Regions from separate parts of the Homo sapiens genome. Here regions 1 and 2 are each linked to region 3. The links are chromatin loops, found by intact Hi-C in ENCODE. Cell type or tissue: dorsolateral prefrontal cortex. All regions are shown on one strand. Each heading gives the region's core, and the rest is flanking DNA. Links, peaks and the distances in the headings are about the cores only.

What was found. Peaks named below come from ENCODE experiments on the same cell type or tissue, not always from the same donor. Only the 100,000 strongest peaks of a DNase experiment are listed, where the experiment ranks them.
Region 1: it touches region 3 in a loop (2.2-fold over the local background); 5 of 110 quality-filtered maps call a loop at or near these places.
Region 2: it touches region 3 in a loop (5-fold over the local background); 27 of 110 quality-filtered maps call a loop at or near these places.

What each region holds. Positions count from the first base shown.
Region 1 is chr3:183,442,910-183,453,979 of GRCh38, reverse strand. SNHG33 (small nucleolar RNA host gene 33) reads right to left here and starts at 6,372. Exons shown (of 4, transcript NR_038302.1): 1 at 6,215-6,372; 2 at 1,468-1,902. It overlaps SNORA63D (small nucleolar RNA, H/ACA box 63D), which reads right to left and starts at 2,121; the gene lies at 1,990-2,121. It overlaps SNORA63E (small nucleolar RNA, H/ACA box 63E), which reads right to left and starts at 166; the gene lies at 34-166. It overlaps LOC124900564 (small nucleolar RNA SNORA81), which reads right to left and starts at 1,413; the gene lies at 1,248-1,413. RefSeq lists an enhancer at 6,170-6,705. In dorsolateral prefrontal cortex, for the core only: a CTCF peak has its summit at 6,104; DNase peaks (open chromatin) are centred at 4,384 and 6,389; H3K4me3 peaks cover 3,441 bases; H3K27ac peaks cover 2,259 bases.
Region 2 is chr3:182,707,847-182,718,916 of GRCh38, reverse strand. No RefSeq gene overlaps it. Among named protein-coding and RNA genes, the nearest start is that of LINC02031, 69 kb to the right of the region's middle. RefSeq lists cis regulatory regions at 3,650-3,739, 4,517-4,782. In dorsolateral prefrontal cortex, for the core only: CTCF peaks have their summits at 4,456, 4,655, 7,930 and 8,130 (motif pointing right); no DNase peak of the experiment used is centred there.
Region 3 is chr3:183,377,577-183,388,646 of GRCh38, reverse strand. MCF2L2 (MCF.2 cell line derived transforming sequence-like 2) reads left to right here. Exons shown (of 30, transcript NM_015078.4): 3 at 9,236-9,350. Among named protein-coding and RNA genes, the nearest start is that of MCF2L2, 46 kb to the left of the region's middle. In dorsolateral prefrontal cortex, for the core only: CTCF peaks have their summits at 2,246, 2,462 (motif pointing right), 5,837 and 6,049 (motif pointing right); DNase peaks (open chromatin) are centred at 2,436 and 6,086; H3K27ac peaks cover 3,199 bases.

The sequences.
Region 1 (11,070 bases), core at 1,703-9,702, 65 kb before region 3:
AGTCATTTGTCAAGTCAGTACTTAAATTGGTAAACATGTATGAGACCAAACATCCCTGCTGCTACAGCACCATGGCAGACAGGGCTTGAAAGGTAACAGTTTTATTTTGAGCAGGGGGCAAAGACAATGCAGCACTTCACAGCTACAATGTAACTAGATCCTGCCTCAGTTTACTAAGAAAATACAGTGGACCCTTGAAGGAAACGGGTCTGAACTGGGCAGGACCACTTACACGTGGCTTTTCTTCTCCTTCTGCCACCCTTTAGACAGCAAGACCAACCCCTCCACTCTCTCCTCCTCCTTAGCCTACTTGACATGAACATGAGGAAGATGAAGACCTTTATGGTGATCCACTTCCACCTAATGAATAGTAAAAGTATTTTCTCTTCCTTACGATTTTCTTAATAACATTTTCTTTTCTCTAGTTTCTTTTATTGTAAGAATACAATATATCATATGTATAACATACAAAATATGTGTTTAATCGACTATTATTAGTAGGGCTTCTGGTCAACATTAAGCTGTTCATAGTAAAGTTTTTGGGGAGTCAAATTATATGCAGATTTTCGACTGTATGGGGGTTGGTGCCCCTAATCATGTCGTTCAAGGCTCAACTATAATCAGATATTAATAGCATCTTAATTAGCAATACTAGGGAAGAGCAGCTCTTATCACACCAGAAACTGGCATATGCTGTTTCTTAGAAGCCCGGATACCTTTCACTCTGTGTTCTACAAGGAACAACCTGACTGGTCAATCTCTTGTCATAAAGAGCATACAATTTCCTTCCTTATAGTATTCCCAAGAAGAAAATGTTAATTCATGTCAGAGTTGGAATAAAAAGCCATTTGATTTCTATACCTCATCCCTACCATTGGAAGAGAATAGTTATTCATTGATTTTACTAATTCTGCTTAAATATAGATATTACTGTACCAAATCTTAGAACAAAGTACCCTGTTGTTAAAAAAGAGGTTCAACTCAGGCCAGGCACGATGGCTCACGCCTGTAATCCCAGCACTTCGGGAGGCCGAGGCAGGCAGATCAGCTGAGGTTAGGAGTTCAAGACCAGCCTGGCCAACATGGTGAAACCCTGTCTCTACTAAAAATACAAAAAACTAGCCAGGCATGGTGGTGGGCACCTGTGATCCCAGCTACTTGGGAGGCTGAGGCAGGAGAATCACTTGAACCCAGGAGATGGAGACTGCAGTGAGCTGAGATCGCGCCACTACACTCCAGCCTGGGTGACAGAGTGAGACTCCATCTAAAAAAAAGAAAAAAAAAAGGTTCAACTCAGTTTTTCTATCTGGTACAGCTGTTTTTTTCCTTGGGTTTTCTCTGATAGCTTTATTACAAATGGTAAGACACGATACTAGTTTCTGCAATTTTAGTACAGAGCTTAAACAAGAAGGTAAATTTTAAATCCCTGGCTATGGTTTTTATGTATATCAATTAGAAAAACATTACCCTCTTTCAAAATTATTGTAAAACACTGATTCTTTCAAGGGCCAATTCTTCCTTCTTCACCAGAATTTGAAATAGATCTGTCATGAACTTCTTGGTAACTTCCAACATATTAATATTGAGGCAGAAAGCAACACAATCTTTAAAAAGAGCCAATAACTGACCAGTCTCAGTGGTTCACGCCTGTAATCCCAGCACTTTGGAAGGCCGAGGCAGGCGGATCACTTGAGGTCAGAAGCTCGAGACCAGCCTGGCCAACAAGGCGAAACCAGGTCTGTACCAAAAATACAAAAATTAGCTGGGCATGGTGGCACATGCCTGTACTCCCAGCTACTACTCGGGAGGCTGAGGCACGAGAATCGCTTGAATCCGAGAGGCGGAGATTGCAGTGATCTCAGATAGTGCCACTGCACTCCAGCATGGTGATGAAGTGAGACTCTGAAAAAAAAAAAAAAAGACAATGACTAATTATATTGGCAAATCAATTAAGGAGATGTAATAGTTTCATAACAATACTTAGAGAAATAATGTTTGAGACCAAGCGTCCATGTCTTACTATAGAACCGAGTGAGACAGAGATTGTGGGAAACAATTGCTTTGAGCAGGGGGCAAGGACAACATAGCACTTCACAGCTATATTGTAACAATGAATCCAACCTGCCAGCTGGAGAAAACTCATGTGCACACATGAGTACTTGTATTTAATTTCTAGTAAATCTCATGGATTTGATCCTTAATTCCTTGGTTCAACATTTTTATCTGCTTCATCCAAAACAACCTGCTCCTTTTGAAAAGTTAGGAAAAAATGTTTCACTTAAGTGTGAGTTGGACATTGTGATATCCTTCCTAATAGTACAGAGTGGAAGGAGGGTAGAAGAGTAACTTTCTAGCACAGAACCCTTTCAAATACTACCTCAGCCATGTAATTAAGGTCAACAGCAACCATCATAACTCTCAATCTGATGTGATGAGAATCACATTTTAGGCTGGGTGCGGTGGCTCACACCTGTAATCCCAGTGCTTTGGGAGGCCAAGGCAGGCGGATCACCTGAGGTCGGGAGTTCGAGACCAGCCTGACCAACATGGAGAAACCCCATACAAAAAACACAAAATTAGCCAGGCATGGTGGTGCATGCCTGTAATCCCAGCTACTCGGGAGGCTGAGGCAGGAGAATTGCTTGAACTCGCGAGGCAGAGGTTGCAATGAGCCAAGATTGCACCATTGCACTCCAGCCTAGGCAACAAGAGCAAAACTCTGTCGCAAAAAAAAAAAAAAAAAAAAAAAGAGAATCACACTTTATATCTGTGGTCTTCCTCCCCAAAGCCCCAAATTCAAGTCTAATCCAGAGGAAAACATCAGTCAATTCTAACAGAAAGATATCCTACAAAATACCTGAGTAATACTCCTCCAAACTGTCAAGGTCACCAAAAATACGAAAAATCTGAGAAACTGTCACAGCCTAGAGGGGTCTAAAGAAACATGACAGCAAAATGGAATGTGGTATCCTGGATAAGATTCTGGAACAGAAAAAGCACTTTACATAAAAACTAAGAAAACCTGAATAAATTGTGGACCTTAGTTCATAATAACACATCAATGTTGGTTCATTAATTGTATCACACTGGTCGGGCGAGGTGGCTTACACCTGTAATCCCAACACTTTGGGAGGCCAAGGCAGGTGGATCATGAGGTCAGGAGTTCGAGACCAGCCTGGCCAATATGGTGAAACACTGTCTACTAAAAATACAAAAATTAGCTGGGTGTGATGGTGTGCGCCTGTAGTCCCAGGTGCTCGGGAGGCTGAGGCAGGAGGATCACTTGAACCCGGGAGGTGGAGGTTGCAGTGAGCTGAGATCATGCCACTGCACTCCAGCCTGGGTGACAGAGTAAGACTCCGTCTCAAAAAAAAAAAGAAAAGAAAAAAGAAAAAGAAAAAAATGGTATCATAATAACCATAATATAATTACACCACAAATTTACCATACTAACATAAAATGTTAATAACAGGAATAATAGGGTGCAAGGTATATGGGAACTCTTTGTACTATCTTCTCTGTAAACCTGTAACTTTTTTCTGGAAACCTAAAACCATTTTAAAAATAAAATAAAGTCTATTTTTCGAAAGTCTTAGTATCACCTCTAGATATTCATGTGTAGCAACTTGCTTCATTAGGCTATTTTCCCTCCCATATCCTAAATATCACTGGCTAAAAAAAGGCCTAGGAAAAATCAAAATAGACATTTCCTACATTATTATTCTGTGTTTAAGATGTATAAACAGGGAATAAGCTCTGCATTGACATCTCCAGGGAAGTTGTTCCGATATGTATTCACTGGTTATCATTTACCTTAAAGATAATTATCTTTCCAGTAGGAAACCATGACTTATACACAGCCTTGATCTTAATGAAGCCTATTGCTTTGTTAAAACAAGCTTTACTTCATAGCTAATACAGCAGTGAGCTCTGAAAACAGATAGCATGCAGATATCCCAAATGACAAAGATTCCCAACTAATAACACATCACTGCGGTTTTCATGTTGCACACTGCATTTAAACTTGACAACAGTGAACAGAAAAGGCATGGATCCCAGTCTACCCAGAAAGAAAGCTTCAGTTTGTCAGTCTGTTGAGATACAGTCCTATAAACCATATCTGCAACCCTAGTTTTTGTTTAATTTGAAACAAAAACTCCCTGCATACAGGGACAATAGTTAAAAAGAAGGTTCTGAATGGACAACTTTATACTAAGTCTTAAGTATGATGTTTTATATTTTTATAAAACCCGAAGTATCTGGGAAGTTAGGTCTCCCTGAGGGCAGACCTTAACTAATGACTCGGTAGAGACATAAACACACCAGCCTGCTGGTTCTCTGGTAAGGACGACTCCAGGGATTGACCATGCACACTGACTTAGAGTTAAGCAGCACTGAGCCACCTCCAGGGGAACAGGCTTAGAGCAGCTTGCTCACTGGCCTTCCTTCCCTTTCTATTCTATTTCTCTATTACCCTGTGATTTTTTCCTGGAAACTTTCTAATTATTTGCACAGGAATTCCTGTGTTAGGGTTTCCTTTGGGGCCCTAAGACACATGATATAATAAGTATTTTTAAACGGATGACTCTTATCTTTAAAAGCAGTATAACTTGCTACTTTTTTGACATATTCTTATGTAAAAGATAAAGTCACTTTGCCACTGCTGAATGTAAACAGAGAAAATTGATTTGGAAAAGTTTTAAAATTCAAATTTAAATATGAAAGATCTTCATCCTTTACCCGTGATACGTGCTACAGATATTTTCTCCCAATCCAGTTTTTTTTTTCAGTTGTCTTTTGACTTTATGATGTATTTGCCATGCTATTTGTTTTATGTGGTCAAATTTATCAACTTTTTATTTTATTGCTTATGGTTTTTTGAGTCATAGTTAGAAAGCCTTTTTCTTTTTAGTACTTGTATTGTTTCATTTTTCACATTTAGATCCCTGATCCATTTAGACTTCATTTTTGTTACGCTATAAGGTGTAGATCTAATTTTATCTTTTTCCAAATGGCCAACCAGTTGGCCCAGCTCTGTGTATTACAAAGCCCAACTCTGCTCCAATGATATGTGATAGCACCTTTATCTTTAACTTTCTACCTGCACTTGGGGTTATTTCTGGATTTTCTATTCTATTCTACTTGTCTTTTTATATTATTCACACACTAGTTCCACATCTTAATTATAGAGACTTTGTAACCTCTATAGTCATAAAACCTCTATGACTGCCTTCATAACCTGTATAATACAGTTTTAATTACAGAAACTAAAGACAAACATAACTGTAAACCAATATTGAACTCTGGCTAGTTGGTCTGTTTTTACACAGTGGTATGGGTTAGCAATTTTGAATCTACTTTTTGCACACGATTGAGCAAAAAAGTGAATATCTTGTGGATAAGGAGAGCCAGCTTTCTCACTCTCAGAAAACAGTTACAATTACAGAAAGGGCAAATCTGATTGAACCGTGAGATGCTGCACTGGAACTGAGTTAACAGTATGAAGTCAGCTGTTTTTTAAACATACATGTAGATAGATAGATATAAAACAGATATAGATGTGCCTGGATTGATGCATGTATGGATGTGTGTGGGGAGGGTGTGTGTATACATATAAATATACATGTATATATACGTACATACACACACATATGTACATAAATATGTGTGTTTGCATCTCTCTCTCTCTACATATATATATACATAAAATTTCCTAGCGTTGTCTGCTGAGACAGTCTAGAAGCGATGGCATCCTAGTAGCAACGAACACAACCTACAGCCCAGATACGGCTGTAAAATAGCATTCTCCAAAAAAAGGAACCAGGATTCTTTGGAGAAATGTCTGATTCCAAGGCAGGAGCTAAGTACAAGATGAGCCTGGAACATCTTGTGTCCTTAAACAGAGAATGACGGGGGGACATGTTAAAAGGACACGGGAACCAGAAGTAAGCAAATGAATAAACGGGGGAGAAAGGAAAGCGCTTCCTTACTATAGAAAAAGAGAAAACAGAAAAGCATTCTGTAGCTCGTACCGTGTGGGGGCGGGGGAAGACAGAGGCCTGGCTGCAGAAGGACGCCCTCTGGAAGGGGGACTGGAAGCCGAATCCCCTGACAAGCGGTCGCGGTCCTGTCTTTCCGCTCGAGCTTCGTTCTCCCTTCACCACCCACCCCGCGCCCCCACGCACCGATCCACCGCGGCTTTATGCCTCGTCACCTTGGCAACAGCAGCGGGCTCAGGCAGTGTCGCCACCAGTTTCTTGCACCCGCCAGCAGCACTGACGCTGCAGAGGTTGCCGCCATGTCCCCTCGGACCGGCCGCTTGGTGAAGTGCGGCTGCGTCTCCGTTGTCGTCCACATCACCTCCGTTCGGTGTAAAAGCCTCTTGTCCTCCTCTGGCCACCGTCCAGGTCTGAACCAAGAAATGAGCCAATCCCAGCGAGGCATTCGGGTGGGGGGCGTCACCGTTGAAACCACTCGGCTACAATCTGCCAATCGGGCTCGTGCCCGCGGGGTGTGGTCTCGGCCTCCGGGACCCTGGGGGTCTGCATCTACTCCGGGGTGATGTTGGGGGCTGGGAGGATCTGCTCTGTCCCCAGCCTCCTTAGGCCCTGGGTGTCCCTATCGCCGTTTCCGCCCAAGAACCGCAAGGGCCCACCCTATCGCAGGCTCCAGGGCAAGAAACCCTCCTCTTGACCTTCAATCTTTAGAGAACTGAGGTGAAGAAACGGGGCGGGAGACTGTCGTAGGATACAAAGGAGTGGAGAATAAAACAATGCAAAATTGTATAACATTTTCAAAATGTAAAAAAAAAAAAAAACTGATTAAGAAATCCTCTTAACCATCTCAAAACTGAGATTACTGAATATCTTAAAAATGAAAAAAAAAAGAGCAAGCTCTGCATATTAGTACCTGTGGGATATACCAATACAGTGCTTTTAAAAATTCAAAATAAAAGTAAATTAAATAATTCAGAAAAAATAGCAAGGTAAACCTAAGAAAAGCCGAAAGAAGGAATTCGTAAGAATAAAAGAAGAAAATAAAAAATAGAAATGGAAATGGGAATACTAATAAGAGATTTGAAAAAGGCAACAATAGGGTGGTTGGCTCAAGAAAGAAAGAGGAGCACATCAAAATACAAAATGATAAAGGGGAAATAACCATAGATACAGGAAAACTTAAAAGCATTGCATGATCAGTCAGTTCTACATAATAAATTTGAAAACTTGAATGAAATGGACAAGATTCCAAGAAAATATAATTTACCAAAACATTCCAGAGATAGAAATTCTAAGTAGACCAATTACCATAGAAGAAATAGATGTTGGCCGGGCGCGGTGGCTCACGCCTGTAATCCCAGCACTTTGAGAGGCCGAGGCGGGCAGATCACCCGAGGTCAGGAGTTTGAAACCAGCCTGACCAACATGGAGAAACCCTGTCTCTACTAAAAATACAAAATTAGCCGGGCGTGGTGGCACATGCCTGTAATCCCAGCTACTCGGGAGGCTGAGGCAGAATTGCTTGAACCCGGGAGGCGGAGGTTGCGGTGAGCCGAGATTGTGCCATTGCACTCCAGCCTGGGCAACAAGAGCGAAACTCGGTCTCAAAATAAAGGAAAAAAAGAAATAGATGTTATTAGAGAACTGCATTTCTCCATAGCTGAATCCACAGAAGCACCAGGCCCAAATTATTTCATAGGATAATTCTGTGAAAACTTAAGGAACAGAGAGTTGGTTGCTGTTGATTCTGCCTTAAGCACAGAAAAAAGAGGAAGCATTTCAAATTCTATTCATGAAGTGAGCATAACATTTATACCAAAGTCTCATAAAACACCCATACAGCATATACGTATACATTGACCATAGAAATTCTTACTCATGGCCGGGCGCGGTGGCTCACGCCTGTATCCTAGCACTTTGGGAGGCCAAGGCAGACAGATCACCTGAGGTCAGGAGTTCAAGACTAGCTTGGCCAACATGGTGAAACCCTGTCTCTACTAAAAATACAAAAATTAGCCAGGCTTGGTGGTGTGTGCCTGTAATCTCAGCTACCCAGGAGGCTGAAGCAGGAGAATCGCTGGAACTCGGGAGGTGGAGGCTGCAGTGAGCCAAGATCACACCACTGCACTCCAGCCTGGGAGACAGAGCAAGACTCCATCTCTAAAAAATTAAAAAAAAAAAAATTCATACTCATGAATATTACTGGAAAAATCCTAAATCAAATAAAAATTATAATAAAGTATTTCTATTTTACTAGAAATAGCTGGGTACAGTGGCTTGTGCCTGTAGTCCCAGCTACTTGTGAGGCTGAAGTGGGAGGATCCCTTGAGCCCAGGAGCTCTAGGCCAGCCTGGGCAATGTAGTGAGACCTCCCATCTCTAAACATCGTTATAAAGAAAAAGAAAAATTTGTCATCTCCAAAATGCAAAAAAGGTATTTGTTAAAATTCAACATACATTCTTGATTTTTAAAAAAACTTGTAAAATTCAGCAAATGATATTGACACAACTGGGTAGCCATCTAGAAAAAGTAAAGTTGGATCCCAACTCAAACTCATACCTCACATCAAAATAAATTCCAGATAAAGATTAAATGGAAAAAATGAAGTATAAGTGTACTTCATTAAATCCTCATACATTCTGTAGCACAGGAAATTTTATAAAGCAATACCCAAATGCCGTAAGAGAGAAAATGATACATTCAATTACTTAAAAAAATTTAAAAGCAGCAAAAGTACATAAACTAAAAGTGGCAGACAGCAATCTGGGTGAAAAATTGCAACTCATGTCACAGACGATGGACTAATTTCCCTAATACATGAGAAAGTACCTATAATTCAACAGTATTAGCAGCTCATTAGAAAAATCAACACAATATCAACAGTTCACAGAAAACACCAATACAGAATAAAAGGGCTCAATTTTATTCAAAATAAAAAAATATATTTCATTTTAGAAAATATAAGTTTTAAAATATACTGTAATTGAGGAAGTAGCAGGAAAACAGGCATTATTATACTTTGCTGATGGAAGCAGAAATTGGCAATAATGCTATGAAGAACAGTTTAACAATAAGTACCCAAATTGCAAATTTACAAACCTTTGACCTAGCAATTCTATTTCTAGGAATTTATCTTACAGGTGTACTCCTACATGCTGAAATGACGGGTGACTAAGGAAATTCATTTCTAAATTCATATAGCAAAGATAAGAGAGTTTAAATGCCCATCAGTGCAAAACTGATGAATTATAGGATAGCCATACATACAATGGGTTACTATGCAGTCATTGAAAATAATTGAAATTCTAGAGTTTCTGCATCATGTATACTGATATGGAATTATCTGTAAAATATACTGAAGGATAAAAAAAAGCAAGATACAGAAATGCATATATTATGCTATAAGTTTTATTTAAAAAATCAAAAGGAAACATAGACACGATTACTTACATGTATACACAGGTGTTTCCTCTGGGAAGGAAAATGTGGTGGCTCAGAGAAAGAAGTAGGAGAAATTCCTTTTCATTGTATACTCTTTTGACTCAAATTTTGTACCACATGCATGCTTTAGCTATTGTAATGAACACATCCAAAGAAAAAAATCAGTGAAATTAAAGATATATCAATAAAAACTTCCCAAACTGAAAATAAAAGAATAAAAAAAAGAACGAAAAAAATCGAACAGAATATAGGCACACCTCAGAGATATTACAGGCTTGGCTCCACACCACTGCAACAAAGCAAGTCACACTAAATTTTTGGTTTCCCAGTGCATATAAAATGCTAATGAAGTGAGCACAAGCTGTTGGAAAAATGGTGCCAATAGACTTGCTTGACACAAGGTTGCCGCAAACCTTCAATTTGTAAAAAGCATAATATCTGTGAAGTGCAATAAAGTGAAGTGTAATAACACAATGTATGCCTGTATCCAAGAATTATGGGACAATTACAAATAGTGTGACATATGTATTAGAAGCAAATTTTTGGTGCCACAAAAGAAATAGCACTAAAACATAAATTTAATTTTCTCAGCAAGGCAATTTTACTTCTATAGAAGGGTGTGACTCGTGGATGGAGCAATGGCAAGAGCACACCTGAACAAGGGAGGGGAAGGGGTTTTTATTCCTGACATAGGTAGCCCCTACTGCTGTGTTGTTCCCCTATTGGCTAGGGTTGGACCAAACAGTCTAAGTTAATTCCAATTGGCTATTTTAAAGACAGTGGGGTATGAGTTGGAGTGACAGGGTGAGTAGCTTTGGCGAGAAAGACAGTTATGGAACAGGTGACTAAAGGTGACTTAGGTCAGAGCAAGTGACCAGGGGTGACTCAGGAAGGAGCAGGTGACCAGGAGAACACATGTGAACGACTGATTAGAACTGGTGGGTTATTTACTGAAACTAGGGGCAAGGACACGAGGAGAACGAGGAAGTTAAACTTTAAAATGAAGAACAAAGAACGGGGAGCTGAACACATTGATACATTGTTTCTTTGGAGAGGATCTCAGAACTCGTTGTACTTAACAATTTACAGGCTCAAACCTTTGAAGAGGAATTTATTATATCCTACATATGCATAATGGAAACAACAGAAAGATCAGAAAGAGTGAAAGGAAAAATCATTTGAAGAAATGTTTGAAGTGATAATGGCTGTGACTTTTCCAAAAATAATGGCAGATACCAATTCACAAATCCAGGAAGGTGACATAACACCAACCACGATAAATGAACAAAAAAAATCAACATCTAGACATATATTCAAATTGCAGGAAATCAAAGACAAAGAGAAAATCATGAAAGTAGCCAGAAAAAAAAGCCACCTTACCTTTGGAGGAATTACATTAGACTTCTCAGAAACTATCCATGCAAGAAGAGTGAAGTGAAATATTTAAATTATTGAAAGAAAAAATGATCAATCTGAAATTCTGTATTGAGTGAAATTATCCTTCAAAATGAAGGAGAAATAAAGACATTCTTAGAAAAATGAAAGCTGAGGGAATTTGTCACCAATAGACCTGCCTTGCAAGAAACATTAACAGAAGTTCTTCAGAAAGAAGGTAAATAATTCAAAAGCTCAT
Region 2 (11,070 bases), core at 972-8,971, 670 kb after region 3:
ACATATAAAAACAGTAAAATATGTTTTTAGTTAAAAATTATACGATAGCATGAAAATATACATTTTGCTTAGGAATAAAGAATTGTCTTACAATTAAATAAAATAAAGTGGATGGTTTAAGCAAGTTGTGAGGAGATTGTAAAAATTAGTCCTGCAAAGGAAACTCTGTGTGTGACCATATTAACTAAATTCAAAAGGGTATTATATGTTTTTTTTTCTGTAAATTAAACACAAAACAAAAGCACGACAAGATTTTCTTACAATGCTAATCTACTCTTTACCAAAACTTGTCAAGGGTTGTGAAAACTTGTCAACAGGTCTGTGAAAATCTCACTTCATGGTCAAACTGGTTAAAATTAAATAGGATTGTCTATAAGGATTCATTAAAAATTAGTGTTAACATTAATAGCATACTAATGCAAGGGTAAAATTTAACCTCTCTTGAACAGGATTTTCATGTAATAGAAAAGGCTGATGAATGGTTTTTGCTTTTTCAAATTTTTGACTTATTTTGGCAAAACAAAACAAATAAAAAAAACTTATGGTAATCTAAAATTCTATTTCATAATATCGAGTGTTTTGAATTTTGAACATATTTAACAGGCTTCCCAAAATCAAACTTTAGTCTGAAGTTTGTCTTTCCTAAACTTTGGCTTTGGGGTGTTGCAGAGGGCCCCTGGAGCATCCAGAAGAGAGGTAAACAGGATTATTTAACATGTTTAGGTACATGGAATTGACAAAATGATGTCTAATAGGTTATATTTTAGGGAATAATATTAACATGTTTTCCACAACTGTATGGGATGTCTAGGGTTCTAGTGTCTGAATATGTGCAATCAATCACAATTAAGGTTGTTATGCTGGGTTATTGTAAATCATAAAAATAACCAAGTTTCTTTGTCAATTGTGTTTCTGACAGTATCCAAACTGGACATTTTGTCATTTACAGATAATTGTTGTTTTGTTTTAATTCTCTTCAAAAGATGTTTTATAATCAAGCTGTGGGACTTGAACAAGTGCTCTCAAATGTGGGTTTCTCATAACAACAACAACAAAAATACAGAACTCATGAAAAGCTGAAATGTTTATAAATATCAAGCAAAACAAAAGTTAATAGAATGGACTGAACTAATGGAAAACAGAAGCAAGTTTTTGGCTTTTGCTTGGAACACCGCTAATCCTTATTTTATTTTTCAGAGTCAAGGAAACTTGTCTTGAGCTAGCTACAGCCTTTAACAACTAAGTAAAGTATACTCCTGTAAATAGGATTTGAAGCGTGTTTGTTTCTCTCTGCCTAGTTCCTCTAGAATTTGAAAACTAGTTATAAGTATTCTTAAATTACAACAATATAGTTTGCATCAATGCAACAAGAATCCATTTTCTTTTGCAACAGGACACAATTGGAAAAACTGGTTGTTTTACCAAGGCTTTGACTGGAAGGGTGTGTTCCCCTTTAAGGAGTCAGGCTTGACTTGTAAAGCCAATAAAAAGCACCTTAGGAAACTGGCCTCATACCTAGACTACAGCTTCTCAGTACAGGGCTCCTAGCCTGCGGTGAGTAAAGAATGTCACTTTCTAACAGGCCTAGAAACCCCATGCACCTGGAACCTCAAGAAGAAAGAAGTTTACCCAATTCGCATGTATTTAAAGGTTTCAACCCATTCCTGGGCTTGGCTTTAAAAGGTCCTATCTGAGATTCCTTATGGAAAAAGTTTCCATCAAAGCTGATCTAAAAGATGGTTATTCTTGCTGGACTTTATGCAAATAATCAGACCAAGTTTAAAACTAAAGTCTGTTTTGCAAACAGCTCAGTCCTACCATAAGTTGTTTTTAACAAAAATGAGGACTAAAGAGAGAAAAATTATGTTTTAAAACTTATACATCTGTCATTGGCTTGTAGTCTCATTAATTGTTTTTAAGTTCTTGCCTACATTTTAAACTAACCCTGTTTATTTCTGTCAATCTCTGGCTGCAGCTCAAAGGAAACAAAAAAGCATGGGTAATGTAAAAATCTGGAAACATGTTCTAGTTCTGGGCAATTATCCTACAAATACTGACAGGTAACCTATAACCCCAAGGTTTCCTTTTTTTCAGGGAAGGTGAGACCAAGGAAGCTAAACAAAGCCAAGCCCCATACACCCACTTACAATAGCACAATCCATTTAAATGGCTTGCAGGTATCAAACAAACTCAGTAGTCATGGTTATGGCCTATTGTGCCCCCATTAATAATGGCAGTCTTAATACTCACAGTTGAACCCTATATTCTAAGCCCCCTTGTAAACTTTATCTCTTCTCACCTAGAAACCACCAAGCTTCAAATGGTGCTTTAAATAAAGCTGAAAATGAAACCTCCCTTCTACCAGGAACCCTTAAATCAACCCCAGGAGGAGCCCTAGCTGCTGTTCCCCACACAATGCCCCTCTCCAGCAGGAAGTAGCCAGAAGAAGTCATCACCCAATTCCCCCTAACGGCAGTTAGGGATTCCATTTCAGAGGGGGGAAATATGTTATAGGAGGCAGAGAGAAATTATTTAGGTGAGTCCCTGGCAGAAAACTTTCCTTTTAACAAAAAGCAGCTCAGACATAGCTCCCTTTCTAATCTCATGCAGTTCAAAAAGTCACTTCTCTTCTAACAACAAGCAGCCTGAAAGAGCAAACAGTAAAACACAGATAAGACAGCTCCCACACAGAAGGAGCTGGGGAAAATCTCCTGGGTAATCACCAAACTTCACACCTATACAGTGGGTCTCAGTGAAACAGTGGGCCTTAATAAGCACATTCCTTTCCCTTTTAGGTGTACTAAGATAGGGAAGCTAAAAGCAGACTTGAGCCTGTAATCCCAGCACTTTGGGAGGCCGAGGTGGGCGGATCACTAGGTCAGGAGATCGAGACCATCCTGGCTAACACGGGTGCTTTCTGTATGTCAAGTGCCACACTATTAATTCTTTTTTTTTTTTTTTGAGACAGAGTTTTGCTCTTGTTGCCCAGGCTGGAGTGCAATGGCACGATCTCGGCTCACCACAATCTCCGCCTCCCAGGTTCAAGCGATTCTCCTGCCTCAGCCTCCTGAGTAGCTGGGATTACAGTCATGCACCACCATGCCTGGCTAATTTTGTATTTTTATTAGAGATGGGGTTTCTCCATGTTGGTCAGGCTGGTCTTGAACTCCCCACCTCAGGTGATCCGCCCACATCAGCCTCTCAAAGTGCTGGGATTACAGGTGTGAGCCACTGTGCCTGGCCTCACACTATTAATTCTTTTAATTTACTTACCCATCTTGTGAGATAGGTACTACTTTATTACCATTGTAGTTCCTGTTTTACAGAGGAGGATAGTAGACACACTAAGATAAAGTTATTTGTGAAGCTAACCACACACCTAGTAAGTGGCAGAGCTAGGGTTTGAACCCATGCCATCTGCCTTTGGAGATTCTAAGATGATAGACCCTCACTTTGGTATGACTTCCATCTGTGAAAGCCCCTCCTACAAAACCCCTCACTGCCACTCCATCCTAAAATCTAGATGGAGTCTCGGACTGACCACAAACTAGTTCACTTTTTCTCTTATTCCTTCCTCACAACTTAGACACTCAATGATCTTGTAGTTGCCAAAGACTAGGACTTTTTCAGTCTTTTTCTCACCACCTAATCTAAAGAGACACCTGTGGTCAGTTGGACCTTGTGGCTAACTCGCTGGAGAAATTGCAGTTGAAGTTGAAGGGCTACTCTTAACCTTCACATTTATCTTGCCCTGTTGATATCCACAGCACTAGGCATGGTATGTTCTTTGGAACACATGCCCAGTGAGTCCCAAAGTCACAAGGTTATTTGATTTATTTTATTAGCATGAGCTTGCTTATTGGCCCATTTTTAAATGCAATGTATTATGTACAGTTCAATGTACTATGGACAGGACTGCTTAAGTTAATTTGAACTAAATGTATAAAAATGTTAATGGTTAAACACTTTTTCCTTTTGAAAACAATTTTTAAAAATTTTAATTGTGGTAAAAACATACAATTTAGCATTGAAACCATTTTAAAATGTGTAGTTCAGTAGCATTAAGTATATTCACATGGCTGTGCCACAGATCTCCAACGATTAAGCACTTTTAAAACAATACAGTTCTAGGGGAGATATTACTATTTTTGTTAGGAAAGAATAAAATGTCTCAAATATTGTGAATTTAGACAACTGGAAAATATTGGTAGAGAACTTGGGAGGCTGAAATTGGGAAAGAGAAAATGTGGGAAGCTAGAAATAGGCAATTTGGGAGGTGGAAATTTTGGGGAGAGGCTATGGTTATCTCCGAGTTGTAGTATTGATGATTTTTTGTTAGTATTTTAAATTTGATGGCTTTCCTATACTGTACATGGGTTACTTTTTGTTTACCAGGAAGCACAGCTTCCTGGCAGGTGTCAAACAATCTACCCCAGCAATAGTTCAACAGTAGGATATTTTTAGGCATATTTTTGTAAGAGAACTTTTCTGTTCTTACCCAAGATGAAACAGTTTCAGAAGTTTGGGCACAAAAGGTTCGAGGAAGCTGCTGACAACTGAGGCTTCTCAGGGTTATTCAGTTAGTTCAGAAGATCTTGCTTGTATTCCTAGGTTTTCTGACTAGCTGGAGCACTTTGTCCAAGGCATTGAGCAACAAATTAAAACATCCTTTGGTGCCACCTTATGCTAAGTGGGAGAAACTGCAGCTATTTAAACTGATTTCACAATTAGACTCAGTAGCTTTAATCTCCAGGAATTAGAGAGATAAGGAACCTATTTCCCTCCCTCCCTCCCTCCCTTCCTCCCTCCCTCTCTTCCTTCCTTCCTTCCTTGCTTCCATTTTTCTCTCTCTCTGTTAATAATTTCAACTTTTATTTTAGATTCAGGGGTACAAGTGTAGGTTTGTTACATGGGTATATTGTGTGATGATGCTGAGGTTTGGGGTATGGATGATTGCATCACCAGGTAGTGAGCACAGTACATAGAATGAGGTAGTTTTTCAGCCTACACTCCCCTCTCTCCCGCCTCCCTCTTGTAGTACCCAGTGTCTGTGGTTGCCGTCTTTATGTTCATGTGTACTCAATGTTTAGCTACCACTTATTAGTGAGAACATGCGGTATTTTTTTTTATTTCTGTGTTAATTCACTTAGGATAATGGCCTTTAGCTGCATCCACATTGCTACAAAAAACAGAATTTGTTCATTTTTATGGCTGCAGAGTGTGCCATGGAGCACATGTACCACATTTTCTTTATCTAGTCCACCATTAATGGGCACCTAGATTGCTTCTGTCTTTGCTATTGTGAATAGTGCTGCAACGAACATACAAGTGCATGTGTCTTTTTTTGTAGAACAATTTATTTTCCTTTAGATATATACCCTGTAATGGGATTTGGGATTGCTGGGTGGAATGGTAGTTCTGTTTTAAATTCTTTGAGAAACCTCCAAACTGCTTTCTACAGTGGCTGAACTAATTTACATTCTCGCCAACAGTGCATAAGTGTTCCCTTTTCTCTGCAGCCTTTCCAGCATCTGTTATTTTTTTTACTTTTTAATAATAACCCTTCTGGCTGGTGTGAGATGGTATCTTATTGTGGTTTTGATTTGCTTCTCTGATGATTAGCGATGTGGGGCATTTTTTTCATATGTTTGTTGGCTGCTCGCATATCTTTTGAGAAGTATCTGTTCATGTCCTTTGCCCATTTTTTAATGGGGTTGTTTTTTGCTTGCTGATTTAAGTTCCTTATGGATTGTGGATATTAGACCTTTGTCAGATACATAGTTTGTGAAGATTTTCTCCCATTCTGTAGGTTGTCTGTTTTCTTTGTTGAAAGTTTATTTTGCTGTGCAGAAGCTCTTTAGTTTAATTAGGCCCCACTTACCAATTTTTGTTTTTGTTGCAATTGCTTTTGGGGATTTAGCCATAAATCAATGCTGATGTCAAGAAGTGTAGTTCCTAGGTTTTCTTCTAGGATTTTTATAGTTTGAGGTCTTACATTTAAATCTTTAATCGATCTTGATTTAATTTTTGTATATGGTAAAATGGATCTAGTTTCATTATTCTGCAGATGGCTGGCTAGCTATTCTAGTGCCATTATTGAATAGGGAGCTCTTTCCCCATTGCTTAACTTTGTTGACTTTTTATTTTTTATTTTTTTCATTTTTTAATTTTTTAGACGGAGTCTTACTCTGCCGCCAGGCTGGAGTGCAGTGGTGCTATCTTGGCTCACTGCAACCTCCGCCGCCCTGGTCCAAGTGATTCCCCTGCCTCAGCCTCCCAAGTAGCTGGGACTACAAGCGCGTGCCACCATGCCTGGCTAATGTTTTGTATTTTAGTAGAGACAAGGTTTCACCATGTTGGCCAGGATGGTCTCGATTTCCTGACCTCATGATCCACCCGCCTCGGCCTTCCAAAGTGCTGGGATTACAGGTGTGAGCCACTGCGCCCGGCCTTTATTTTTGTTGACTTTTTGAAGTTCAGCTGGCTGTAGGATAGTGGCTTTATTTCTGGGTTCTCTACTCTGTTCCATTGGTCCATGTGTCTGTTTTTGTACCAATACCATGTTGCTTTGGAGGAACGTATTTTTCTAACTATAGATGTTAGTTTCTTTCAGTTTTAAAAATGTATTATTATGTGATGTGATACTTGTATTGTTTGATACTAGGATTCATGATTCAGTTAAATATTGTTTTGGACAAATACCTGTGTGAAATTTATAAACATTGGTATCATGTCCTAAGACTCATTTGGGATGATACACATAAAAGGACTTTGTATATGACATGATTGCCAGGGGAGGACAAAGGAGGAAGTCATGGCTAAATCAAAGGAGGAAAAGTGCTTCCTAACAATGGCATGATCAGTCATTAACAGCAATGACAGTCAACACTTAAATGTGCTTACTATGCACCAGGCCCTGATCTAAGCAATTCTAATGCATTAGCTCAGCGGTCCCCAACCTTTTTGGCACCAGGAACCAGTTTCGTGGAAGGCAATTTTTCACAGAAACTGTGTGTTGGGGAGATGGTTTTGGGACCACACTGTTTCACTTCAGATCAGCAGGCATTAGTTAGATTCTCATAAGGAGCATACAACCTAGATCCCTCGCATGCGCAGTTCACAGTGGGGTTCACACTCCTATGAGAATCTAATGCCACTGCTGAGCTGACAGGAGGCAGAGCTCAGGCAGTAATGCTCGCTTACCGCTCACCGGGGTTGGAGACCCCTGCCTTAGCTCACTTAATCCTCTTCACAACTTTATCGGGTAGGTACAATCACTGTCTCTATTTTAAAGACCAGGAAATGGAGGCACAGAGAGATTTAGTAACTTGTTCAAGGTCACACTATTATGTAAGTAGCCAAGCCAGGATTTGAACTTTGAGCCTATGCCTTTTGGCTGCAGAGTCCATAGTTATTAGGCAGTGCTGTCTCCAGTATTGAGATAGTAGAAGTAATAGTTTTCATTTATTGAGCAATTACTGTGAGGCGGAAGGGCCTCACAATGCTTCATCTTACTTAATCCTCATGTTAACCTTGTAAGGGAGGTACTGATAATCTCATTTTAGAGATCAGGAACCTAGGCTTACGGAAGTTAAGTAACTTGTCCAAAGTCACACAGCTGTTAACTGAGTCTAGATCTGTCTGATATCAGAACCCAGGTTCTTCACCACACAATTAGTTTCTTAGAGCTTATCTAATCACATGTGAAGAGAAGAAAAAAAAGTTACTCCAAGTAAAATGGTGTTTTGAACAGGTGAGTTACACCTTCACATTCACTCACTTTACAAAATGAATCCTGGTTATGTTTTAGTGGGATTTGTTCTATAATGCAATACACGTTTCTTGCCCTTCCAGGAAAACAACTTAACATTTTCTTGATCTTGATCTGGACCTCTGGACACTTTTTTTTCAGGCAGGGTCTTGCTCTGTTGCCCAGGCTGGATTGCGGTGGTGCAATCATGACTCACTGCAGCCTCGACCTCCCATGCTCAAGCATTGATCTTGATCTTTAAGGGAAATCATTGTATACTTCAGCTATCATACAGTGCTGCAATGCCTTCACTGAAAATCGTAGTGCTGTTTGCCCAGAGACAAAATTGCTGTATTTTTTGAGATACTGCATCTGTATTTTCAAATTTTTACTCTGGCCTCTAGAGGGCAGACTATTATTTCTGGTTGTTTCCTATGGTAGCCCGTCTCTCACCTCTAACATCAAGATGTAGTGTACAACTCAGGGAAAAAAGAACTAAGATAAAAGAGAACTGAGATAAATGTGAATAACCTGAGATAAAAGAGATACTTTAAAATGTAAAACTTGTTAAATATATTTGAATTCTTTGGATACGTTTTTGTTTGCCGCCTTTCTTATATCTACATGCTGGATAGCTGAAATGTCTAGACAGCTGGATTCTGAGGAGATGAAGTGTTGCTATACATGGGAATAAAAACGGTTACTTTGACTTCATGGCCCATCTTAGTATATGTGATATTTAGCATCTGTTCACACAAAATTGAGAAATGGGAAACCATTTTCTTAAAAAAATTTATTAAATACAAAAATAGAGGCAAGGTCTTGCCATGTTGCCCAGGCTGGTCTCAAACTCCTGGGCTCAAACAATCCTTTCACTTCTGCCTCCCAAAGTGCTGGGATTACAAGGACACCATTTTCTTTCTTTTTTTTTTTTTTTTTTGAGACGGAGTCTCGCTCTGTCGCCCAGGCTGGAGTGCAATGGTGCGATCTCGGCTCACTGCAACCTCCGCCTCCCAGATTCAAGTGATTCTCCTGCCTCAGCCTCCCGAGTAGCTGGGATTACAGTCGCCCACCCGGCTAATTTTTGTATTTTTAGTAGAGATGGGGTTTCACTATGTTAGTCAGGCTGGTCTCGAACTCCTGACCTCAGGTGATCCACCTGCCTTGGCCTTCCAAATTCCTGGGATTACAGGCATGAACCACTGTGTCCGGCCCACCATTTTCTCCAGAGTTTTTAACGTGAGCATCGGCCTTTCTATTTATGCCAGAATTGCTTTCTCCCACTTTATTTTTCAAGGGCGGTCAAAAACTGCTCTATGAAGTTTTGCACCAGTCTATGAATGTGTTTGGTTTCTGCACTAGTAAGTTTGACTATGTGTTCAGCTACTATTCAGGGGTTACCTATCTGCTACCTGTAACTTTTATCCCTGGTGCCAGGGCCTGATCATTTTCTATTCTGAGAACATGTCAGGTGACACAGGTGATCTCAATCGAAGCATTGGGTGGCAGAGGGTAACGACGTGCCCACTGGGGATGAAGGAGGGAGAAATCAGAACAGGTGATCTAGGTTGAAATCAGGGCCTTGATTGTTTCAGGAGAGTGGCTGCTTCCTAGAACCACCTGGGGCTGGGCAGCAGCACGTTGCTCAAGTCTTTTGCTGTAGGTGTGGCTGTGTCAAAGAAGGAGTCAGAGTCTCGGGAGGCCAGACTTGCCATAGTAGGGCTTGAGTCCTGTACACCCATGGCTGCTAATTTCCCAGCCTGGAATATGAATAGGAGTCCTCACTGTCTTCCTCCAAATCGAATGAAATACCTCATGTTTCTCTGCAGTCACCACTCTAGGTATATGATTTAGGATTTTTTTTTTCTTTTGTGGTTATGTGACTGTAGCTAATTCAGAAGGGAAAAGAAATGTATTGGAGTGTGTTCGATTAGAATCAGAGAAAAGATCTGTAGGCTATTTTCCACAAAGCTACCAGAGCAACTTAATACAAACACAAGTCTTTCAAATCTTTCCACACTAAGGACTTTTCATTAAACCTAGAATAAAACCCTACCAGTCCCTATGCAGTCTGGCTTTGGCCACCCTGACCTCATCTCTGCTACCCTCCTTTCTCTCAGTCTGCTCCAGGCACTCTGACTGTCCTGCCTCAGGGCCTTGGGATTTGTTTCACCTGCCTAAGAAGCTCTTTGCCAGGACGTTGTGTAGTTCACCCTCTCAATCTATTTAGACAAGTTTACTTGTTTAACATCTCTTTCTTCAGCCAGAATGTCAACTCCTTGAGGCCTGGACTTTACTGCAGAATCTCTAGAGCATAGAATAGGGTCAGGCAGATAGTAGGCTCTCAGTAAGTACTGGTAGAGGAGTAACCAAGCTATAGGTAGCTCCAGGAACTTCAGGGGCAGGAACTGAGAGGGTAAGTTTTCTCAGGCATTGCAACTAAAGAGCTGAATGAAATGTATTAAACTTTTTTCTAAAATACATCAAAGACTAAACAACACAGTGAACAATGACTGGACTGAGATCTAGCAGAGGGTGGGAGGTCAGGATGTGAATATACCACTGGATCACTTTTGCTGTTGATTCGGAAAAGGCAGCTGTGAGGCAGACCTGAGGTCTCCCTGAGCTAGGGGTGCTAGATTTGAATCCAGGGTGTGCAAAGTGCACATGTCCTGATAGATAACACCCCGCTCCTACCTTTTCGACTGGGAACATAGCAATAAAATTACACCGGCAGTAAAGCAGAGCGTGTATGGTTTACACCTTTCTGATCATATGGGTGGCCTGGAAAATCCCAAGCAAGGTGATGCTGACTGCTAGTGCCTCTAGGTGCCTGAATGGAGCAGATAAAAATAACACCTGGAACATTATAATGCTACTGTTGCCATTCAATTAGTTCTACAAATAATTTTTCAATTCATTAGGCATCAGAAATTAAGGATCTATTTCTTAAGTTCTAGGGTAATCGCTAAAGGAAAAAATCTAAAAAGAGTATATGTCTTTCAAACTAACAGGGAAAATAGCACAATAAAAACAAAACAAAATAAATAAACCCCCAAGCAATCACTATGCAAGAATGCAAGAGAAGAGAGAAAGGAAAAGGAACACAGAGCTGTTATACAAACAGAGAGCATACAGTAAGATGATAAATATAGCTCTAAGACAACAGTAATTACATTAATTATAAATGGATTAAATGCTCCAGTTAAAGAACTGTATGTATGACTATATATACACATATATAATTTTTCAAGCAATCTTTTATATTTATCCACAAATATAGATATATCCAAATCTATATCCATAAAGGATAAACATGA
Region 3 (11,070 bases), core at 1,783-9,782:
CCATAAATACAGGGTCCTCCTTTTTCTTCTTTCTGTCTGTATTGCCAATGCTTAGATCAGAGACTGGAACATAAAAGGTGCTCAGTACAAAAATATCCAAGTCCCTGTGGTCTATTCTGCGAGGCCGGTGGTCTCCCTGCTCCCCAGATGCCTAGTTAGGCACCATTGGCCCCTGTGGGAGGACCTAACCAGCCTCCTGAAGGCACAGTCTCATGGCTTCCCACTGTGAGTCTGGGCTTGCGCAAGACAAAAGGCAGAATGGGGTCTGTTCTCTGGGTTCCTGGAAACTGTTGCCCTACCACAGAAGGCCCCGAGACCACCATGCAGCTCAAGGTCTGGAATGGATGACAGGGTGGGCTGGGGTCAGGTAGATTCCTAGAGCCTTAGACTAAAGCTCTGAGGCCTCAATGCATGATTCTGGCTTATATAATTACACAATGGCTCATCTCAGGAATCAGTCTAGTGACAGATTAATTAATACATTTATGATCCAAATTTATCTCCTTTGAGTATTATTGAGGCCTTTCTTTCTGTTCTTATGACTTAGAGGCAATATAGAAAAAAACATGAACTGGTATCAGACAGCTCCAGATATGAATTTGGATTCTGTACTTACTAGCAGCATCACCTTGGGCAACTTACTTCTCTAAACCTCAGTTTCCTCATCTGTATGATGGGGTTATTGTAACTTCTTTTTTTTTTTTTTTTTTTTTTTGAGATGGAGTCTTGCTCTGTCATCCAGGCTGGCGTGCAATAGCACGATCTCAACTCACTGCAACCTCCACCTCCCAGGTTCGAGTGATTATCCTGCCTCAGCCTCCTGAGTAGCTGGGATTATAGGCACCCGCCATCATGCCCGGCTAATTTTTGTGTTTTTGTAGAGATGGGCTTTCACCATGTTGGCCAGGCTGGTCTCGAACTCCTGACCTCAGGTGATCCACCTGCCTCAGCCTCCTAAAGTGCTGGGATTACAGGCATGAGCCACCACACCCAGCCAGTAATTTTGAGGATTAAATGACATAATGTATGAAAAACACTTAGTATTGCAACTGCTGAATAAGTGTTTCTCTTTTTTTCTGATATCTTTTTATAGTTCTATAAAATGTTTATTTTGGGGTTCTATTACAAGTAAGATAATTTTTATAAGGAACCAATGTCATGCTCACAATAAATATGGTATACAATGCCACCATTGAGTCAGGAATAGAGATAATTGTCACTCCCTAACGTAGAACAGAGAACTGTGGAAACACACACTGGGCGCAGAAGACACTTCTGCTTTAGGAAGGTACTTTGACCATAATAAAGATAACCCTTCATTTCTGAGTTCCTTTTGTCATTTAAGTTTGTCTTCTTTTTTTCTTTGCTTTTTTTTTTTTTTTGAGACATGGTGTCGCTATGTTGCCCAGGCTGGGGTGCAGTGGCACCGTCTTGGCTCACTGCAGCCTTGACCTCCCAGGCTCAAGTGATCCTCCTACCTCAGCCTCCTGAGTTAACTGAGACTACAGGCAGGCATTGGCGCACACCATCATGCCCAAAATTTTTAAATTTTTTGTAGAGATGGGGTTTTGCCATGTTGCCCAGGCTGGTCTGGAACTCCTGGGCTCAAACAGTCTTTCCATCTCAGTCTTCCAAAGTGCTGGGATTACAGGCGTGAGCCAGAGTGTCTGGCCCAAATTTGCCTTTCTTATGAAGCAGAAGCATGGATTCGCTGTGATAGTAATTACAGCCTTGCAAGTCTGCAAGAATAGCGGCAGCCGTGGGTCTCTCTGAGTCAGCACTTTGTTTGGAATCAGAGGCCTGCTTTTCATCTTTAACCATCTCTCTTATTCTGGCAGAAACAGCAAGTGTCAGCAAGGAGGCTGTTGTGGGGGCCTGTATAGTTGTTGCTGTAAAACAGAAATCTCTCTAATTAGGTCTTTTCCCATGGCTGTGGTAGCCTAAGAGCTGCAGCCTCAGCCTCAACTCATAGCAGCTTCCTTTTCCTGATTCAGGCAAGTAAGGTAAAGATTTTCCCTACAAAATTTTCTACCAATTTCACTGATCTCTGGAAGGAGCCAGAGACCCTGTCAACCGGGAAGGCTGTGAAGGAGAGGATAGAGCCTTTCCCTCAATGCAGCCCTAGCTGCCTGGTCTGCTGAACTGTGCATGTGTTCCCACGGCTGGTAGAAGAGCAGAGGCTCATTACATGAAGCCTGACCCAGATTTGTGGCCCGATGGTTTGCGGCCTCTGGATGCGAAGCCTGTGAGCAGGGCCACCAGCGGGAATTGGATATTGACCAGGGCTGGGGCCTCTGGTAGCTCTGACGTTGGAAGACACCTGCATGTTCACAGTGAACTTGGGATATTTCTAAATTCAGGGCTTAGCTAGGAAACAAGAGAGTATAAGCAGGTTAGTGTGGTGGAAACACTCTGGGCTTTGGACCCAGACAATTCTGGGTTCACATTCCAACACAACCAGTAGGTGGCTCCAAACCCCAGTTTTTCATCTGTAAGAAGAAAAGTTTCACTCAGCATGGTATCTGACTACAAGGGAACTTAGCCTCTGAGACTTGTTGGTTTGTTTTTTAAATTGCATAACGAGGTCTGACGATAGAAACTCTTGGTATTGGATCAGTGGCTCAATGACATTAAGGCTGACATCTTTATGATTCTCTTGATGTTTTCTTCTTATTTGTCAACTCTTGATTCAAGGTGGCTGCTGCAATTCCAGACATTAGGTCAGTGTCCAAAGCAGGAAGAAGGAGAAGGAAAATGCTGGCTTCTTTGGTTCTGTTTGTAGAAACTCTTGGCTGCCTTCTGCTTATGTCTCATTCCAGAATTCTGTCACACAGCCATTCCCTGGCAGCAAGAGAATCTCAGAAGGCAAGCATTTAGCTTTCTAACTGCCACAGGAGACGGTGGTCAGGGAAAAGGGGACTGGGAGTGAATTAGCCATCAATCAACGTTTGCCACAGCTCCTTTCCTTTAATTATAAGGAATTGTCCTTTTATATTTATCTTGATGGTTGTTTCCCACTTGGAATTATTGTGAACTGAATCTCTCTCTTTCACTTTCTCTCCCTCTTTGCTCCCTTTCTCTGCCTGTCTCTTGTGGCAGCTTGAATCCTTTTGAAAATAATTGATGAAGAAATCAACTGCTCAATACTCTTAGGCTTGTAGAGTCCCCAGTTTCACCTCATACACACCAATGAAGCCCAGGTTTGGTGGAGGGTAGGGCTCCCAGGGGTGAGTGGGAGGCTCCTAACTGAAACAATGGAAAATGTCAAACCAAGGAAGAGATCGGAGCCCCAACTCCTAGCTTACATATGGAGCTAGTGACCTGAAACCTGGGAGGTGAGAACCAAGGGGCGACATCTAGAGCAGGACTGTTTAATAGAAATACAGTGTGGGCCACACATGTACTTTAAAATTTTATGGTAACCATATTAAAAAGGTTAAAATAAACAGATACAATGAATTTTAATTATATATTTTAAATTTACCCATATCTAAAATAATATTTCCACATGTACTCGATATTCAACATTTTTGGGATTTTACCTTTTTTATTCTAAGTCTTTGAAATCTAGTTTGTGTTTTATACTTACAGCATATCTCAATTTGGACTGGTTCCATTTCAAGTGCTTAATAATCACATGTGTCTAGTGGCTGTTGGATTCGGTAGTGCAGGTGAGAGGGAAGGTTCTCAGTCATGTTTGACTGAATATCTCCTTTTTATAACAAATGATTTGTATTGCCCTCTGCCATCCTAACATAAAATTTATAGATACTATATCTGCAAGGGTGGGCTCAACAACTACAACGAATATACTCCAAAGAGTATAGAGCTCCAACTGTAACCACCCTAGGGGTTCACCTTGCCTGCTGCCCAGACAGAACCAGGGGAATTACAATAGAGAAAGAGTAATTCATGCAGAGCCGGTTGTGTGGGATACTGGAGGTTTGTTATTACTCAAATCAGTCTCACCAAGCATTCAGGGAACAGAGTTTTTAAGGATAACTTGGTGGGTGGGGGGAAGCCAGTGAGCCAGGAGTGCTGATTGGCCAGAGATGAAATCACAGGGAGTCGGACCTGTCTTCTTGTGCTTAGTCAGTTCCTGGGCGGGGGGCCACAGATCAGGTAAACCCATTTATTGATCTGGATGGTGCCAGCTGATCCATCAAGTGCAGGGTTTGCAAAATATCTCAAGCACTGATCTTAGGAGCAGTTTAGGGAGGGTCAGGACCTTGCAGCCTCCAGCTGCATGACTCCTAAACCATCATTTCTAATCTTGTGGCTAATATTAGTCCTACAAAGGCAATCTAATCCCCAGGCAAGATGGAGGTCTGCTTTAGGAAAGGGCTGTTACCATGTTTGTTTAAACTAAACTAAATTTCTCCCAAAGTTAGTTCAGCCTACGCCCAGGAATGAACAAGGAGAGCTTGGATGTTAGAAGCAAGATGGAGTGGGTTAAGTTAGATCCCTTTCACTGTCTCAGTCATGATTTTGAAAAGGCGGTTTCAAAACACACATAACAGAAATTAAGTTCTTACTCTTTTACCAGTTCTGCATGTATGTTCCTGGTCAGCAGACAACTTTTCTCCATGTGGAGGTTCAGGAATGAAGGCTCCTTTGAGTTTCTGGTTCTTATTGTTGTTATGCGTGTCTGGGGAGCAGACAGGCTAAGAGAACATGGAAGGAGCATAGTGCTTCTTAAAATTCTCAGCTCAGAGATAGCATACAGCACATTCCATTGACTTGAACTTGTCACAGTCATTTGAACAAACTTAACAGCAAGGGAAGCTGGGAAATGTAGTGTAGCTATATGCCCAGGAAGGGAAAACTTAGGTGAACAGCCACACCTACCTATGCACATATTTTTAAAAATTAAAAAATAAAATATAAGGAACTGTAAAGGAGGAATCAAAGGAAACTAATTATAGTAAAGTAACATATCTTTCAATAGTATGTATTTCCACATGCATGTCTAGCTACATGAGAATAATGAAAGAGGTGCTTGCCCCTCAATTTGGAGTCACCAAAAATGTGATGGGTGCAAATGCTGGGATGTGGTGGGGTGATCAGATACCTGGAGTGACTTTATTAAGATTAAAAAAAAACCTCTTGGCCGGGCATGGTGGCTTACGCCTGTAATCAATCCCAGCACTTTGGGAGGCCGAGGTGGGCGGATCACCTGAGGTCGGGAGTTAAGAGACCAGCCTGACCAACACGGAGAAACCCCATCTCTACTAAAAATACAAAATTAGCCGGGTGTGGTGGTGCATACCTGTAATCTCAGCTACTTGGGAGGCTGAGGCAGGAGAATCGCTTGAACCCGAGAGGCGGAGGTTGTGGTGAGCCGAGATCGTGCCATTGCACTCCAGCCTGGGCAACAAGAGTGAAACTCCATCTCAAAAAATAAATAAATAAATAAATAAAATAAATAAATAAATATAAAAATTCTTTATGATTATTTGTAAAAACAGAGTCTAGGTTCAGAGCATTTTAAATGGATTTTTCACTTAAATTAAGCCTCTGGTAAGACATTTGGAAGTCACGTAGCATGTGGGGCAATTCTTTGTTTTATTATGGAGAATGGGTCATTTAGTATCCTAGGCCCTGAGATTTCCAAAGTGCTTACCAGGGAATGGTTCTGCCATTTCCCCAGTTAAAACCTTGTGTAGAGGAGAAAGGGAAAATAGATACTGGAAGGCAAAGAGCAGTAGGAAGATGCTTTGCAACCTTCCCCATCATTGGTCTTTGCCATCTTCCTGTAGGATTTCCTGTATTCTCAATTCACCTGTGCATGAAGCCTTCATGCCAGCTATCACCAGGGCCCTTTCAGCAATCACCTTATGTACCCCAAGCGCTTAATGTTTTCTGCACTAAAACTATTTGTCTTTCACTTAATGAAAAGGTACAAAATCATAGTAGGAGGAGTAAAGTTTATTTTAAGTTATCATTTTACTTAGTACCAAATAATTTGGGGTTGTTTGTATTCCTTGCATTCAAGGAATGCACTGGACTTTGGAATAATTATTCTTTCTTCCTATTGCATTACCGCGTTTCCTCAGAAGGTGGCACTAGATGCCATGTTGTAGGTTGCCCCACAGTTAAGTCCAGCTCTGTTTCCTTGATGCTTCTGCCTCTTAAGACTAATATTCAACAGTAGGTGGGTGTGCACAGTTAACCTTAGGGCCTCTCTGCTGTTCAGTATTGGTAGTAACCAAGGTAGAAGAAAACTTCACCTTTTTTCATTTAGGTGAGGATGGCTTTAATACAGTCAACTATAAAAAGGTAAAATTGGCCGGGTGTGGTGGCTCAACGCCTGTAATCCCAGCACTTAGGGAGGCCGAGGCAGACGGATCAGTTGAGGTCAGGAGTTCGAGACCAGCCTGGCCAACATGGTGAAACCCCGTCTCTACTAAAAATACAAAAATTAGCTGGGCGTGGTGGCATGTGCCTGTAATCCCAGCTACTCGGTAGGCTGAGGCACAATAATTGCTTGAACCTGGGAGGCGGAGGTTGCAGTGAGCGGAGATCACACCACTGCAGTCTAGCCTGGGTGACAGAGCGAGATTCCATCTAATAATAATAATAATAATAATAATAAAAGGTGAAATTAAATGGCATAATCACATTCTAGTGAATATTTTAGGGTATTTCAGTTCCTTGAAATGTTTTAGCCAGTCCCTCAGCAAATGTTGATTATGCAATTACTACAGTGTTATAATGCATCTTAATTTAGCTTTTCAAAGACGCAAATTCTCTGAATGCACATTTCTCTGAAACTTCCCATAGTTGTGAAACTGCAAAGAGGAAGAATATTATTAGATGAAAGCTGTTAATATCCTCATCAGTCACTGTAATGAGGTAGTTCAATATACTTGTCTTGATAAACATCTAATCTGTAGATCTCATCTTTGGAAATTTAGAGTAAACATATAGGATTAATAAAGAGGTACCTTCTGTGGAGGGATGACTGACCATCCAGACAAATCTCACATGGTTTCGTTCTACAGCAATTGGTTTCTGAGCACCTAAGACCCATATTAACAACACTCACAAGAGACTCATGCAGAAAAACCACAGCGCTAACTTATTCTTTACATAATATACTTATGTTTGCTCAATAACACATTCCTTTTCTTGAAACAAGTTTACAATTTACTTGGAAAATCAGATTATAAACAGAAGATTCTTATCAGGCTTGGAGTCAGCACCAGAGAGTTGGCTGGATGATCTTACAGTGGTGTCATCAGATAGACTGGTAACGTGGGTTGGACTCTCAGAGTGGGCTGGCCCTCTCTCCTTAGAATAGCATTGGCTGTACACTGCCCGCCTTTGCTCCTCTGAGTCCTCCTCTTCTATAGTTTCTTCGTGGACCACACATCCTCATTAATCACACAGTCCCCACTAACCACACCCCACACTGATATGTGTGTCTCAGATATGTTGAATACATTCAGTCATTTGTAGTTGGCCTTGCCTTGAGAGCCATGATTCCTCTTCAAGTGGTTTCTCTTCAAGGACATAACTTGGGAGGTGCATGCAGCTTAAGCTCCTATACTACTGGCTAGGGCAGAGGTTCCCAAACCCTCTCAATTCTCTGCGCCTTAGCATCTCAGTCTTTTTTTCATGGCCCCCCTAGGCCAAAAGCAATAACTAACATGTCAAACAACTTAATATGTATCTATGTCCTAACAACTTAGTAGCTGTTTGAAAAAATAATACATATAAATTAAAATATTATTTTTTCTCTCATTTTTATTCTTAAATAACTACAACTATCTTAAACCTTGCAATCAAACTAGATATCACCACCTTTATGTCTTGTTCCACATTGATTTGCACACTGTTTTTGCTTTTTATTCCAGCAAGTACCAAACCCCCAGCTTTATAAAGATGCAACACCATCTGCAAGAATATAATGCAATTTGATGTTGAAGTTGGGAACTACCTGGGCTGGGCGTGGTGGCTCATGCCTGTAATCCCAGCAGTTTGGGAGGCCGAGGCGGGTGGATCACCTAAAGTCAGGAGTTTGAGACCAGCCTGGCCAACGTGATGAAACCCCGTCTCTACTAAAAATACAAAAATTAGCTGGGTATGGTGGTGCACGCCTGTAATCCCAGCTACTCACGAGGCTGAGGCAGGAGAATCGCTTGAACCTGTGAGTCAGAGGTTGCAGTGAGCCGATATTGCACCACTGCACTCTAGCCTGGGCGACAGTGCGAGACTCTGTCTCAATAAAAGGAAAAAGAAATAGGGAACTACCTCAAGTAGTTCATATGGTAGTAGTAGTGCATATGGTGTCTGACAGATGTCAACTGTCACTGTGTTTCCCTCAAAAATTTAAAACAGTCACAGTGCTCCCATGAATTTACTGTGGTTCCCTGCTTACCTGCGACACAGTTTGGGGACTGTGGGGCTAGAACTTAGTCAAATGGCTCCATGCAGCTGCAAGGGGACTGGGAAATAGAATCTATTGAATTTGGTGGTCTCTGCTCTGAATTAAATGTGAATTTTCATATTTTTACTTTCACAGGGATATCTTAAATTACTATTTATAAATTCTTGAAGGGAAGCTGATTATTGCTTCCTTGTAATAATAATAATTATAATCATGGTCACCATTTTTTGAGCAGTTTTATATAATAAGCACCCTGCTAAGGTGCTTCTCATTTGTGCTGTCATTTAATCCTCACCTTACCATGTAGGTACAAGCATTATTCCTATATAATAAAATGGTAGGTCATATATATCTATATATATACATACATATATATGTATATATAAATATGAAAGAAACACATTAAGTATCTTGCCAAAAATCATATAGCAACAATGTGGCAAAGCAGATTTGACCCAGGCTGTCTGATTTTAGCGTTAACTCTCTTAACCACCATGCAATATTACTTTTGACATTTACTGACTACAAAAATGAAGAGCAATATTACATATTTGTGTTGGCATTATTTACTATTCTACCTATGCTGAATAATTAAATCAGTATTTCCTTTTACACAGTAACTCTCTTCAAAGGATTCAAAAATTGAATTCTTACAATGCCATGGAGCCAGCATGAATGAGAAGAGAGACTTGTTCAAAATAACTGTGTTAACTTCTCCCAAATTCTAGTCTGAGATAATATAGGTAGGAAAAGAGGTGACCGATATTCTTTCGCCCAACTTCCCTGCAGAGGTGTGACAGGACAACATTTTGCTAACATTTTGACCACCTGTTTTTGTTGCAGGAGGCCGAGGGGAGGATGGCGCCCCCATCATCACGTTCCCAGAGTTTTCGGGGTTCAAACACATCCCAGATGAAGACTTCCTGAATGTCATGACCTACCTGACTAGCATCCCCAGGTGAGCTGAGCACAGTGTCCTGCCGCCTTAGGCACTGGCTTTATTCCACACTTCCCATGTGGCAGGGCTGGGTTGAGACATATACTTCCATGAGCATGGTGTACCCTGGTATGCATAATAACCCAGCTGGCTTCTGTCACCCATCAGTCACGAGCAAGGAATGTGGAAAGGGACTGGAAAACAATGACAAACAAGCCTCAGTTTTGACTCTCTTGTGCACACAGGAGGGACAGAGTAAACATGGTCGGGTGGATGGAAAACTGAGCAGCTGTGTTGCCTTTGTTCCTTAGGCTATTGCTTTATTTTCATTTTTTATTTTTGAGATGGAGTCTTGCTCTGTTGCCCAGGGTGGAGTGCGGTGGCACGATCTTGGCTCACTGCAACCTCCGCCTCCCGAGTTCAAGCAATTTCCAGCTAATTTTTGTATTTTTTTTTTTTTTTCAGCAGAGAGGGGTTTCACTATGTTGGCCAGGCTGGTCTCGAACTCCTAACCTCAAGTAATCCGCCTGCCTCGGCCTCCCAAAGTGCTAGGATTACAGGCTTGAGCCACCGTGCCCGGCCTAGGCTGTTGCTTTAGCTAAAGGTTATTCTGGCTTCCTGGGTCGCGTTGTCTAGGACACATGACCCTTGTTTAGGGAACTCCAACTGTGTCAGGAGTTATTTCTCTCTCCGAAATAAGAAAATTAGGGGCAGATTGTTGTCATTTGCATTGTCAGATGGAGAAACTAAGGCACAGAGCAAGGAAACTACAAGGCCAGGGAAAAAAACTGTGCTTGTAGCTGAGCCCATGATAGAAATGCTTTCTGGCATCTTCTTCCACCCTCTCCAGCCTGGGCCTCAACTCTTTATGCCGCTTAAATCGGTATGGGCCCAGGTCTTCGAGGGGATGGAGTGTGGGCAGAGTCCACATTGGTCACCACCATTTCACAGACCGGGGCAGAGCGGGGTCTAAACCCCCTCCTTAGGCAGTGCTGTGTCCACCTCCAGCAGAGAAGACTTGGTTGGGAAAGGCCTTCCCTCCATGGGTTTGCATTGCTTATGAGCCCCCACCCCTCCCTTGACTATAGTGTGGTTTAGAATGTACACAGTGGCCAGGTGTGTGGTATTTTGCCTGCTTTCCACCTGCCTTCTATGATTTAGAGGTAAACAGCAGCTTTGTGACTGAGAGGCTGCCTGGCGTCTGATACCACTTGTGGAGATTAGGAAGTTGATTGCTTTAACCAAACCCACTTGAAAAATATGTTTTTTCTTTTACACCTTTTTCTTTAGTTTTTTCTTTTGCCCATCTTATTTCTTCAGAGAAGGTTATGGATTTATTTTGAATGCATTTCTTCAAAGTTAGTACTTAAATATATTTCATCAATTTCCTCCTTTCCTCCTCCCTGCCACTGCCATATGCCACGCGTTAATGCAGATATAAGGATGTGGGGAATCCTTTGTTGCTGTGAGGGAAAGACACCACACCTGTCTCACGGCTTTGCTCAGGTGTTTCTCTGTGGCACACCTCTGCCCCTCTTCTAGGCCTGACTCATGCACATTCATCAACCCTCAACTCTGACCTCATCTCTTCGATGAAACCTTCCTTCACCCCAGTTCTGCTTTCACAGAGTCTTTTTTTAAATTTCCACAGAACCCCGAGGTTTACCTTTGCCTATGGAAGTTATTTGTCTATGGAAATTATTTCTGCCTCTCCCAGTAGACTGTGAACTTCTTAAGAGTA